Linked DNA regions of Mus musculus: all the other regions are linked to region 3. The links are chromatin contacts, found by Hi-C or POLR2A ChIA-PET in ENCODE. All regions are on one chromosome and are shown on one strand. Each heading gives the region's core, a stretch centred on a gene start or an enhancer-like site at or near the end of the contact. The rest is flanking DNA. Distances are from core to core; before and after follow the strand shown.

Region 1 (3,896 bases), core at 701-3,200, 130 kb before region 3:
CTCTTCCAGATCTCTCTCCCTCTCTCTCTCCCTCTCCCTCTGCCTCTTCCTCTGCCTCTCCCTCTGCCTCCCCCTCCCCCTCTCCCTCTCCTCCCCTCTCCCTCTCCCTCTCCCTCTCCCTCTCCCTCTCCCTCTCCCTCTCCCTCTCCCTCTCCCTCTCCCTCTCATCTACACTAAAAACCTTAACCATATCATAGAGTGCTCATGTTGGCAGTTTCTTTGTTGTGCCCCCTCAAATATAAGAAGATAGCCTTGACTTTCTCCTTTTTCTTCCTCCATCTCCTGAGTGTGAGTGCTGAAAGTATGTGCTACCTCTGGTTTTCTTAGTTTCCAAATATGGTGACTATAAATATTCTTAAATATTCATTGCAACAGTAATATATAAAAGCACCTGTGATTTCTACTGGTGACAAGGTCACAGGAAGGTTTGTTTTGTCTTATGTAAATGAAGATGGTCTTGAACAGGTCAATCTCCTATTTTCACAGTGTCAAGAATTACAGGTGTGCACCACCATGTCTGGCTTCAAAGTCCTAGGAACAAGTCAGTTTTGTTGACTATAGTTATAATTAAAATTTCAAGTTCATGCTAGGCATGGGTGCTATAGTAGCATGAAAACCCCACCAATGGAAAGCTGTTGTCTCCTAGCCAAAAGAACAGGATCTACTTCTGGCATAGTTTCTGCCCTTAAGAGTTAAGAGGATAGGGGATTTGGGGGGGGGAGGGTATGGGGGACTTTTGGGAGAGCATTGGAAATGTAATTGAGGAAAATACGTAATAAAAAAATATTTAAAAAAACAAAGAGTTAAGAGGAGGTGGGCAGAAAAACGTCAATTTGCCTAAGACTATCCCTAGGGTATGCGGGGTCCCAGATAAATAAATTTTAGCCTATGGTGGTGCACATCTTTAGTCCCAGAATGTGGGAAGGAGATACAGGTGGAACTCTGTGAGTTTGAGGCTGGCCTAGTCTACTGAATGAGTTCCAGGACAGCTAGGGCTATACAGAGAAACCCTGTTTCAAAAAACAAAACAAAAGAGTTGGTCTGGTTGGTTCGGGAAGGGGTAAGTAAGTTTTCCTTTTTCCTCTCTTCTGTTTTCTTTTTGACCTTGACCAGAAGAAGTCTGCTTTTCCTGGAGAAGTCTGCTTTTCCTGGTACTTCAGGCCTTTTCACTCTTCCTGTAAAGCTTCCCTCCTTACCTTATGGCTGTTTGTCTGTGCAGTGGCTGGCTTCCATGTTGCCTAACTCAAATGGCAAGGCTATTCTGTTTCTCTATTCTCTCTCCCTCTCTCTCTCTCTCTCTCTCTCTCTCTCTCTCTCTCTCTCTCTGTGTGTGTGTGTTGTTATCTATCTATCTATCTATCTATCTATCTATCTATCTATCTATCTATCTATCTAACATCTATCTATCATCTATCTATCTATCTATCTATCTATCTATCTATCTATCTATCTATCATCTATGTATCATCTATCTATCTATCCCCTTCCAGCAACTAAGATTTACCTGCCCTGGGCCTTTCCTTGAAAATTCAAATTGTCCTTGAGCTTCTGTTTGAATCCATTTGTTTGTTTATTTGTTTGTTTGTTTTAAAACAGGGTTTTACTATGTAGCCCTGGCCTGTAACTCACTAAGAGAACCAGGCTGGCCTATAACAGAGACCTGCCTGCCTCTATCTCCTGATTGATGGGATTAAAAGTTTGAGCTACCATTCCTAGTTTAAGTCCATTCTTTAAAAAAATGTACATATTTAAATACACACACATTGCCACACCACCTCCAGTAGGATCTGTGTGACGAGTTCCACAGACTGAGGCAGTTGACCTCAAAAGGGGAGGCCTCCTGGAACCGGTTGTGGAACTCTTCGATGGAGAAAAAATATTGAGCTGTAGTTCTCATGGCAATCTATCTTTTTTTGTTTTCTCTGATTCCTTTTCTTATTTACATGTTCCTGGTAGCCTAGGACAAGATCTTAAACGAGAATAATGGGTAAGAAACCATCCCTAGAGATGGGGCCACTAACATGACCTTATCCCCAGGGAAACCAATGCTTTTACTTTCTAAATCATTTACAAAACTATTATGATAAAAACTTTCCCAACAATAAAATTTCATATGACTACACGTGTGTCATCTGAGGTAGATTTCGGTATATAGTAAAGAAAGCCTTAATGAGAAAGAATTAAAATAGTTTAAATTTATATATTGAAGATTTATAAAAAACTCAGGCACTAGATGTTAAATAATAATTGACCATGGAGCTGGAAAGTTAGTTCAGCGGTTAAGAGCACTGACCGTTAAAGATTTATTAACCTGCTCCTGGAAATATGCCACTAGCCTTGGACGACAGCCCCCACTGAATACATCCTTTTAGAATTGTTCTATTTTGATGATTTATAATGATGTTACCTGTTCTGTTTGTGATTCACTGAATACATAGTTTCAGAGTTGTAATGCTTGGATGATTTTTGTGCTTCACTGTGCCAAATGATGTTTGTTGGTATTTGTGATTGTTCCACTGGATATAGTTTCTAAGAGATGTAATGTTTGGGTTTTTTAATGTATAAAATCCCCTGCTTGAGAGCTACAAAACACACTCAGATTCAAACTGCCTCTGTGTTTGGTTCTGTTTGTCACTGCCTAATCCTTACCCACCTAGCTTCAAGGACCCTCATTCCAGGGACCCCCATACCCGACTGGGGTGGTCGGTGGCAACACATATCTATCTATCTATCTATCTATCTATCTATCTATCTATCTATCTATCTATCTATCTACATTTGCTTGTGTGTGTGTGTGTGTGTGTGTGTGTGTGTGTGTGTGTGTGTATCACATGTGAGCTGCCTGCCATAAGCCCGTGCCGGGTCTTCTGATAAAGCATCAAATGACAGGCGGTGGTGGCACATGCCTTTAAACCCAGCACTTGGGAGGCAGAGGCAGGAGAATTTCTGAGTTCGAGGCCAGCCTGGTCTACAGAGTGAGTTCCAGGACAGCCAGGGCTACACAGAGAAACCCTGTCTCGAAAAAAAAAAAAAAAAAGAGTTACAGCATCAAATGCTTTAACCACTGAGCCATCTCTCTAGCCACAGCCCTAAGAATTCTAGGAGGGACCTTGATTTTCTTGGTATCATAGTGACAGAGGCCTGTAATCCCAGACTGAGTCACTATATGTAAAGAGATCACAATTTCAAGGCCACCATAGACTACATATTGACATTCTGTCTTGAGTGAATGAATGAATACGTTTCGTTCAGGAATAATGAAAATAAAGATATAATTTCCCCCTGCATCCATGTATCCATGTTCTCAGATCTTTTAACATAAAGGTCTCTGGGCTCCAGGTTAGGAATTCTTACCCTGAAAATCAATGGCTTAATTATTTTGAAGAAGTGTAAGCATTGTATTATACTGGCCAGAGCAGGCCCTTCCAGTACAAGGAGTCTGTTTCTTTCCTAGTTAAACATGGGGGCGGGGGGGGGGAGGGGGCTGATGCACCCCAGGATGGCCTCAGACTCCTTGAGGATGATCTTTGAACTCTTTTTTTTTTTTTTTTTTTTTTTTTTTTTTTGAGACAGGGTTTCTCTGTGTAGCCTTGGGTATCCTGGAACTCACTCTGTAGACCAGGTTGTCCTCAAACTCAGAAATCTGCCTGCCTCTGCCTCCCAAGTGCTAGAATTAAAGGTGTGAGCCACCACTGCCTGGCGATCTTGAACTCTTAATTCTCCTTCGCCTTCTAAGTCGTTACAAATGGTACCATCATACAGTTGATGGAAACCCAGGGCCTTATGCATGACAGGCAAGTGGTCTACCAACTGAGTACCCCTGCCCACAAACAGTTCTCAGGCTCTGGCAGTTACCTCCCACTTTGCCTGTTGGGAAGGGATTAAAGTGAAAACTT
Region 2 (3,770 bases), core at 463-2,962, 220 kb after region 3:
AGGATGGGCCAGCCCAAGCGGAAGGAAGCCTGCAGGGAAGGACACTCCTGCAGACAGAAGCAGGGCACCGGGTGGAGAGAGGCAGGAAGAGCTGCCTGGGTTGCTGAGTTGGCGCTCCTCCAGCGGATTCAGAGCAGGCAGTGACAGGAGGCCATTCAGTCATCTTCCCCCACTCCCACCCCCACCCAGGGCTTCTCTGGCCCACGTTATTATCATTACATTTGTTGCTGGCTGGCTTTAGGTATACCAGAAGGAACCATCAGATAGATGTTGGTAGAGCTGGAGGCCTCTAAAACAAATTCCCTCCTTTACCTAGTCTGTGGTGACTGAGAAAGGGCACCTGCTTTAGCCCTTTTAGCCCAGCAGGCTGAAAAAGCCCACAGGAGGGCAGTGACTTTTGTCTCATGATCTGCCTGTCCCAGGGAGAAGATAAAAATCTCTAGTTTGCTTTAAGCCCCGTTATCACTCCCTCCGGCTCCAACAGCTGCCGTGAACCCGCACAAACGGGCGAGGGGGCGGGGCAATAGGGCGCCAACGAGGAGCCAAGAGCTCTCAGACTAGGAGGCTACAGCCTCAGCCGGGCTGCTGCACCCACAAGCTGGCTTCCCTAAGAAGCTCAGCTTGCCCTCAATCCCTGGAGCGGTGGAGGGGGCAGGGACAGGAACTCGATGTTTGACCGGGTCAGGAATCCCACCTGCAAGCATGCTTTCCTCACCCCATCCCCTCAAGCGGTTTCTTGGTAGGGCGTCGGCGAAGACTGTGGTCCCGCGGGTGGGGGAAGTGGAGTCCACCTTGGAAATAGCTCGAACATTGTATTTTAAACTTCAACTACATCAAACTCAAACTCGATTCTGCCACCGAGCGTCGGGTCTGGGGCTCCCTGCCACGCCACTAGCTCTTTGGTACCGGCTTCCCTTAGTCCCCACTCCAACCGCCCAGAAGGACGGGAGGGACGCGCAGAGGCGGGCCCTGCTGCTAGTGCCTGTGCTGCAGATGGGAGGACGAGCCAGCGCCTGCCGCCTTGGGCGTGGGCGGTGAGTGCGAGCAGGTGTCTGTTCCGTGACAGGGCTCCCGCCGCCACCATCTCGCCCTGGTTCTCCCCAGTCCTCCGGCTTAGAGTGACAAAACCCGGCAAATGCTCAGAAATGCCGCTCAGTGGTTCATCCATCCCTTGCTTCCACGCAAGACCCACGAGAACCACGCTGCCAAAGAACGTCTGGTGGCTCGGAGCCGCGCTCGCAGCCTCCGCCTCCGCCTCCTGCTCGGGGTCCCGCCCACTCCCTGGCGGGCCCAGACGCTGTGGGCGCGAAGGGGACTGGGCGGAGCGGGCTTCCCTTCCCACCCCCCACGTGGGGCCGGCTCTCCGCAAAGCCTAGTCGCCGCCACCGCGCCTCCCAGCTATGCCCCGCCGCCGGCGCCGCCCCCGGGCATGGGCGGAGGACTGAAGGCTAGGGTTGGGCGAGGGGCGTCACGGAGTCAGGTGGTCCCCGGAGTTCCCCGGGGCTGGACCGAGGGAACACGGTGCCTCGGGTTGTGTACACGCTCCACTGACAGAGCCTCTTGCAGCCGGGCAGCCGCTGATCACGCGTGGCTCTGCCAGCTCATTGGCTGAGGCCTCACACACCTTTGCCGCTGATTGGTCGACACTAGGCCCCGCCCTCTACCCCGCCCGCGGCGCGGGGCAGGCAGAGCGGCTACCTGCACGGGGAGGGGGGCAGACAGCGCGGAGCGCGGTGGCGTCGACGTCTAGTGTCTCAGTGCTCCCGTCTGTGGCTAACTAAGCAGCCAGCAGCCAGGCAGCTCGCGACCTGCGGCCAGGCAGCCAACCATGCTCAACTTCGGCGCTTCTCTCCAGCAAGCTTCGGTAAGTTACCTGAGGATGCTGGTCCTTTCCTGCCGGTCAGTGTAGGGGAGCCAGCCGGAGCGCGAAGCATGAGCCCCTAAATAAGCCACGCCTGAGAACCCAGGCTGCAGCGGGGTCTTGCAAGGGATTTCCTCCCTGCAGGCTGGAATATCATCGAGGGCATGTGCAAAAAAAAAAAAAAAAAAAAAAAAAAAAAAAAAGGGTCGGAAGAAGCCTGGGACCTGGACCAGGGGAGAGCGATCCTGGGTATCCAGGAGACAAGGAGGACTCTCAGGGAGACCCCAGGAGACGAGTGAGCTGGAGGGGCTGTCTCCCTGGAAGCGCGGTTTAGATGGAGGGGGCGCCCTGCACCTGGCTCTGGCGGGAGATGCCCCTGTCTGCACCAGGAATGCGACCCGGGGTGACAAGGACTACTCACGGTCTGCCTAGCCGAGAGGAGGGCGCCTGCTCTTCGGGGGAGGGGGAAACCCTGCCAGGTGGAGACCGCGGGGCTGGGCTAGCCCGGGGCTGGGGGAGGGGATGGCCGGCTTCGCGCGGGGTATGGAAGGCACGCGGACTCTGCGGCCGCCAGGGGAGCCGCGGCGCCCCCGCAGACGTCGGGAGGGGACTCCCCATCCGAGGCGGAGGCAGGTGGCTGCCTATAGATTACTCTTGGCAGGGGGCAGGGTCCTGCCTTGGAGCCCGACAGCTTGGCGGGGGAGTCGGGACCGCGAGACGCGGGGGCCGCGTGTCGAGGCGGGAACCGTGGGGCCGCGCGCCTGGAGCCCGTGCTGTGGGCGCCGCACGTCTGGGAGCCTGCAGAGACTGCTTGCGGGGGCTCAGGCTGCCGGAAACAGCAGTCGGACGAATGCTGCAGATGCGGGTAGGCTGAGGTCCCGCGGGCCGAGTGGGCGGAGTGCCCCAGGCTCCGGCCGCTCCCCGGAGGCGGCGAGCAGGAGGAGGGCGGCGGTCGGGCTTCCGCGGGGACCCGGCCCCACCTCCCGCAGCCGAGGCGGAGGCCAGGGATGGGCGGCGAACGGGTGCACCCGGGGAGCTTCTCGTCCCCGAGTGACCCAGCCCCGGCCTCCGCCAGGGGCGGGAACGAGGCCCGGCCCTGCTGTCGGTTCCTAAGGGAACCGCGGCTCGGAGGAGGTGGAAGGGGCGGGCGACTCGGGAGCCGACACCGCCCAGCCCTCGCGCCGCCCGGCGCGCACTGGCGAGCGGTTGGCGGCGGCGCCCGCGGCCCCTCCCCGGCCGAGCGGGGGCGGGGGCCCGTGCTCAGGAAGTAGGGGAAAGGTGACGGCGCGGCAATTCCCAGTTCACGTTTCCTGCGCCGCCCGGAGCAGTCGCTGATCACGCTTTGTTCACATGCCTCGCCCCCTCCTCCTCGCGCCCCCACCCTGCCCGCCCAGCCAATCCGGACGCGGGCCGCGGGCCGGCCGGCCAATGGCAGGGGCGGGGCGCGGGGACGTGCGCGCGGCGGGCAGTGTTCCCGGTGACTCACCCGCCAGCCTCATTGAGGTTAGGGCGGCCCCATCGGTCGGTCCCCGCCAGCGAGGATCTCCCCCGCCGGCCTCCCGCGCCCCGCCCCGCCCCGCCCCGCCTCGCTTCTGCCTCCACCCGGCTTCCCTTTCCTGCCTCGCACCAGCTCTTCGCTCCCTCCCGGCTTCCCCTCCCGGCTCACATTCTTCACCCCTGGCTGCCTTTTTTCCCACCCCTCTTTCTTTGAGTTGGTGACTATAGGCTTTTTACACTTACAGTCTTCATCCATTGCAGCTTACATAAAGGCGCGAACGATTATGCAATTACATTGTTAGTGATGTTTCAAGAACCGTGTCTTGTTTTCCCACACTCAGCAGGAAGATAGGCATTTTTAGAAAAGCGTTAAGATTATCATTGCCATTTTATTTATGTATTAGGTTTTTGC
Region 3 (3,658 bases), core at 158-2,657:
TGGTTTTTCCTTTTTCCAGACAGGGTTTCACTACGTGTAGCTCAAGCTGTCTAGAAACCAGGCTAACTTTGAACTCAAGAGATCCATCAGCTTCTGCCTTCTTATGCTGGGATTAAAGGCATGCACCACCTCATCCAGCTAGAAAAAGGATTTTAAATATAAGGGGAGGGGGGAGGCTACATCCGTCATTTTACTTTAGTAATAAAAGTTTATTAAATAATAGAGAATAGAGAAAAAACGGCCGGGCAGTAGTGGCGCACGCCTTTAATCCCAGCACTTGGGAGGCAGAGGCAGGCAGATTTCTGAGTTCGAGGCCAGTCTGGTCTACAGAGTGAGTTCCAGGACAGCCAGGGCTATACAGAGAAACCCTGTCTCGAAAAACTGAAGAAAAACAAAACAAAACAAACAAGATTAGAGAGAAACCCTGGTGTGGTGGCACGTGCCTTTAGCAGGAGCACCTAGGAGCACCTATATACCAGGCAGAGTTCAAGGCTAGCCTGGTATATAGAGGGAGTTCCAGGACAGCTTGGGTTGCACAGAGAAAGCCTTTCTGGAGAAACAAAACAAAAGAATAAAAAAAAAGAATGACTTCAAACGAGAAATGCAGAGGATTAAAGAGATGTGCCTTTAAGTCATGTAACTTCAGCAACACTGGCCCCGCTTTAATAGGGCTGGGTCTGACTGCATCAACCCTTTTTGAAAATGAAGACAAAGAAAGAAAAGCCACATTTAAAAAAAAAATCTACTGCACCATATTGCAACATGCGAACACGGAGGAACATTCTGGTACGATCAAAGCCTCAGTAACCACACCGGACTGGTTCTTGCTGGCCACGGGGAACTCATTTTCATAACGGAGCTCCGCAACCCATGGAGAGGCGGGAACCTCTCCCTCGGAATACAGTCCCCGGGCATAGTATACAGTTGTTACATAAACTAGTGCACCGAGAAAGCCCCGTGATGGCGCACACCCTCCTCTCCTAAAATACTGGAGTCGGTAAGCCGAGGACCCAGGACGGTCCCGAAGGCTGCCGTCAGCATGGACTAGCTGCCGGCTCACAAAGCGGATCGTTGGCTGCTAGCGTGGCGCGCAGGCGCCGCAAGGGCGAGGGCGCGATCCGCGATCCGCTGGGCCGCGCGCCCTCTGCCCCGCCTACGAAACTAGCAGCCCGCTGGGGAGCGGCTGCAGCGCGAGGGCGGGAAGCGAGCGCCGGGCCAGCACCTGCCAGGCCCGGTGGTCCCGCCCTTCGGCCCCCTAACTGCACAAGGCTGTCCTTCCCCTTCCGCCCCTCCCACATTCCCCGGCGGCACAGGCCCCACCCCCGTCGTGCGGCCGACCGGCCGTCTGTGACGTCAGCAGCCCCCGCCCCCCTGAGTATAAATACTGGCGTCTCTGGCACCGCCTTCCCACACTCTCTGGCTCAACTCTCGCCGCGGTGTTTCCGTTTTTCTCTCTGGTTGTCTCCTGCTCTGCTCTTCTCATCCTTCTCGCTCTGCTGCTCTGCGGAGTGACGAGGCTGAATCCTCTCCCCACCCAGTTCGCGCCTTTCTTCTTTTTCTCGCGCCGCTCCATTTCTCCAGTTCGGCTGCCGCCGCCACTGCTGCTCAGCTGGTGTCGGTGCCGCGCGTTTCCCCCACGTCGTCCCCGCAGCCTATGGCCCAGGCCGCCTTGGGTATTTCTGCTCAAGGTAACCACATCCCTCTTTAAAAATTCCGCCGAAAAAGAGAAGACGCTTTACCCGACTCTTTGGGCCGTTATCTCACGTGAGTACCGGACTTAGGGGCGCGGGAGGGTCCGGCGCCTGGGCTGGGCCACGCCGCCCTCGGTGTCCCCGCAGTGCCCCGCAGCCGGCGGCCTCGAACATGGCGGCCGGCGGCGTGTGTGGCGGCTGCCGGTGGCCCGGGCGGCGGCCGGCGCCTCGCGACCCAGGGCGGCAGCCGACAGCCGCGGTTGAGCGAGGGGGCGTGTGCGCGTGGGGCCGCGCTCGGGGGCAGGCTGGCGGTGGTCGCTGTTCCCTCTCGGCGGCATGCGGCCCCCACCCCACTCCCGTGGTGCATTGCTGTTTCCGGGGAGGGGGTCCGGCGGCAGCCTGGAGGGCTGGGGGTCCCATCGCCCTCTCCCTGTCTCAGTGCCTGCAGGGGGTTGTGGTGCGGAGTGGACGGGCTGCGGCGGCCGGGGCTCCGGGTTATGAATGGAGCGGGGCGGGCCTCGAGCCGGCATCTGGTGACAGCTGGGAGGAGGCTGGATTCTTGCGGGCGGGAGAGGGGGTGCGGAGTGCGCGCTCCCCCTCTGGCGGTGGAAAGTTGACCTCACTCGGGGCCGGCGGCGGGGAAGCCCCGGTGTCAAGTAGCAAGCGAATAGGCCTTTGGCCCTTTCTGGAAACCTCGGCGCTGCTGACCCGCCCCTGCGGCTCTCCTGATTGGGCCAAGTCGCTTTCACTTACCCCAGTCACCTCCTGAAGCCTGGAGATTAGTCACCATGGCTTCGTTTTCTGGTCCTAGCTGTGATCGCGGGGCAGAAAGAGGGCGAAGGGTAGGTTGATGCGGCTTATCAAGGACTCTGTTGGCTGCCAGCGGTTAGTAGTGTTTAAACGTTTTATGGTATTAAGTATCATGAACGTGTGTTACTGGCTGAACGAAGCAAGCAGTTTACACTGTTTACAGCCTCAGGATGTTTGAACAGATTGAACTCAGTTTTGTGGTGGATATCTTAGGTTGTTCTTGTCCTGTGGTGTTTTACCATTAATATATGCACAGCCTGGGTGAGAGCTGATTAACTTCCTCAGGAAAGGACTATGAGAACTAGGCCCGACAGGAAAGCAAGCTTGGTACCAATAAGCCCCGAGGAATTCACAGGTAATAAGTAGGAAAGGGTGTTTACATAAAACTGTAGGTTATAAAGATAAATGAGTAATCAATTTATTTCTCTAATGTTTTAGTATGATTCCCAACAATGAACTCAGAGTGGTACCTTCAATTTAGATTCCGCAGCTAACATTTTACTCTACTTACCTTCCAGCCATCTTACTAATTCTGCATTACGGACATCAAAATGCTTCATAGCTCTAACTTGAGTATTTCCATACATTAAATACAGTCCCATTCTCTAATTTTTAGAAATTGGCAGTAAAATTCTCATTATTTATTTGTACTGTTTGATTAGATTTTGTTGTTTGTTTGAGACAGGACCTCACTTTGTAGCCCAGACTTGAGTCTGATTTTCCTTCCTCATCAGCCTGGTGCTAGGACTCCAGGCTCAGGACAAGTTTGGCTTGTATTTAGTACGTTTTAGCAAAGTGATGCCAGGTGTTGTTACACCTGTAATCCCAGGAAGTTCTTGAAGCTAGCTATGGTCACATAAAGCAAAATCCTGTGTGCAAAGAGAGGAGAAAGAACTTTATAATCTACATCTAGGTCAAGACAGAACATTAACATCCTCATCTAGCCCTCCTGACAGGTCACAGCAGTTCTTGTGAGGCCCATCTAGCCTTCCTTTTTTTTTTTTTTTTTAAATCAAGGGACTTAAATGGAATCAATTGATATGCATGCTTTTGTGCAAAAGGCTTTTATTTAGCATATTTTATATGTTAATAAATTGTTTCTGGTAGTCCATTGTGTGTATATGTATATGCCTGATTTTAAAAAACTTTGCCGGGCA

Evidence for each region. A loop is a pair of places that touch in the nucleus more often than their neighbours do. ChIA-PET counts read pairs that join two places held with the same protein, here RNA polymerase II (POLR2A).
Region 1: POLR2A ChIA-PET joins it to region 3 with 16 read pairs in embryonic stem cell. The contact joins the promoter of 1100001I12Rik here to the promoter of Azin1 in region 3. A Hi-C loop is called at or near these places in 1 of 37 maps with a recorded cell type or tissue (T-helper 17 cell). POLR2A ChIA-PET finds 5 or more read pairs at or near these places in 3 of 5 experiments (Patski and embryonic stem cell).
Region 2: a loop to region 3 is called in a map of left cerebral cortex, with 5 times the contacts of the local background. The contact joins the promoter of Klf10 here to the promoter of Azin1 in region 3. A Hi-C loop is called at or near these places in 1 of 37 maps with a recorded cell type or tissue (left cerebral cortex). POLR2A ChIA-PET finds 5 or more read pairs at or near these places in 4 of 5 experiments (Patski and embryonic stem cell).

Annotation. Positions count from the first base shown.
Region 1 is chr15:38,645,735-38,649,630 of GRCm38, reverse strand. 1100001I12Rik (a long non-coding RNA gene) reads left to right here and starts at 1,950. Exons shown (of 2, transcript XR_383959.1): 1 at 1,950-1,987.
Region 2 is chr15:38,298,653-38,302,422 of GRCm38, reverse strand. It overlaps Klf10 (Kruppel-like factor 10), which reads left to right and starts at 1,712. Exons shown (of 4, transcript NM_013692.3): 1 at 1,712-1,864. The coding sequence starts at 1,829. Gm35248 (a long non-coding RNA gene) reads right to left here and starts at 3,676. Exons shown (of 3, transcript XR_001781645.2): 1 at 3,602-3,676.
Region 3 is chr15:38,517,015-38,520,672 of GRCm38, reverse strand. Azin1 (antizyme inhibitor 1) reads left to right here and starts at 1,407. Exons shown (of 12, transcript NM_018745.5): 1 at 1,407-1,764.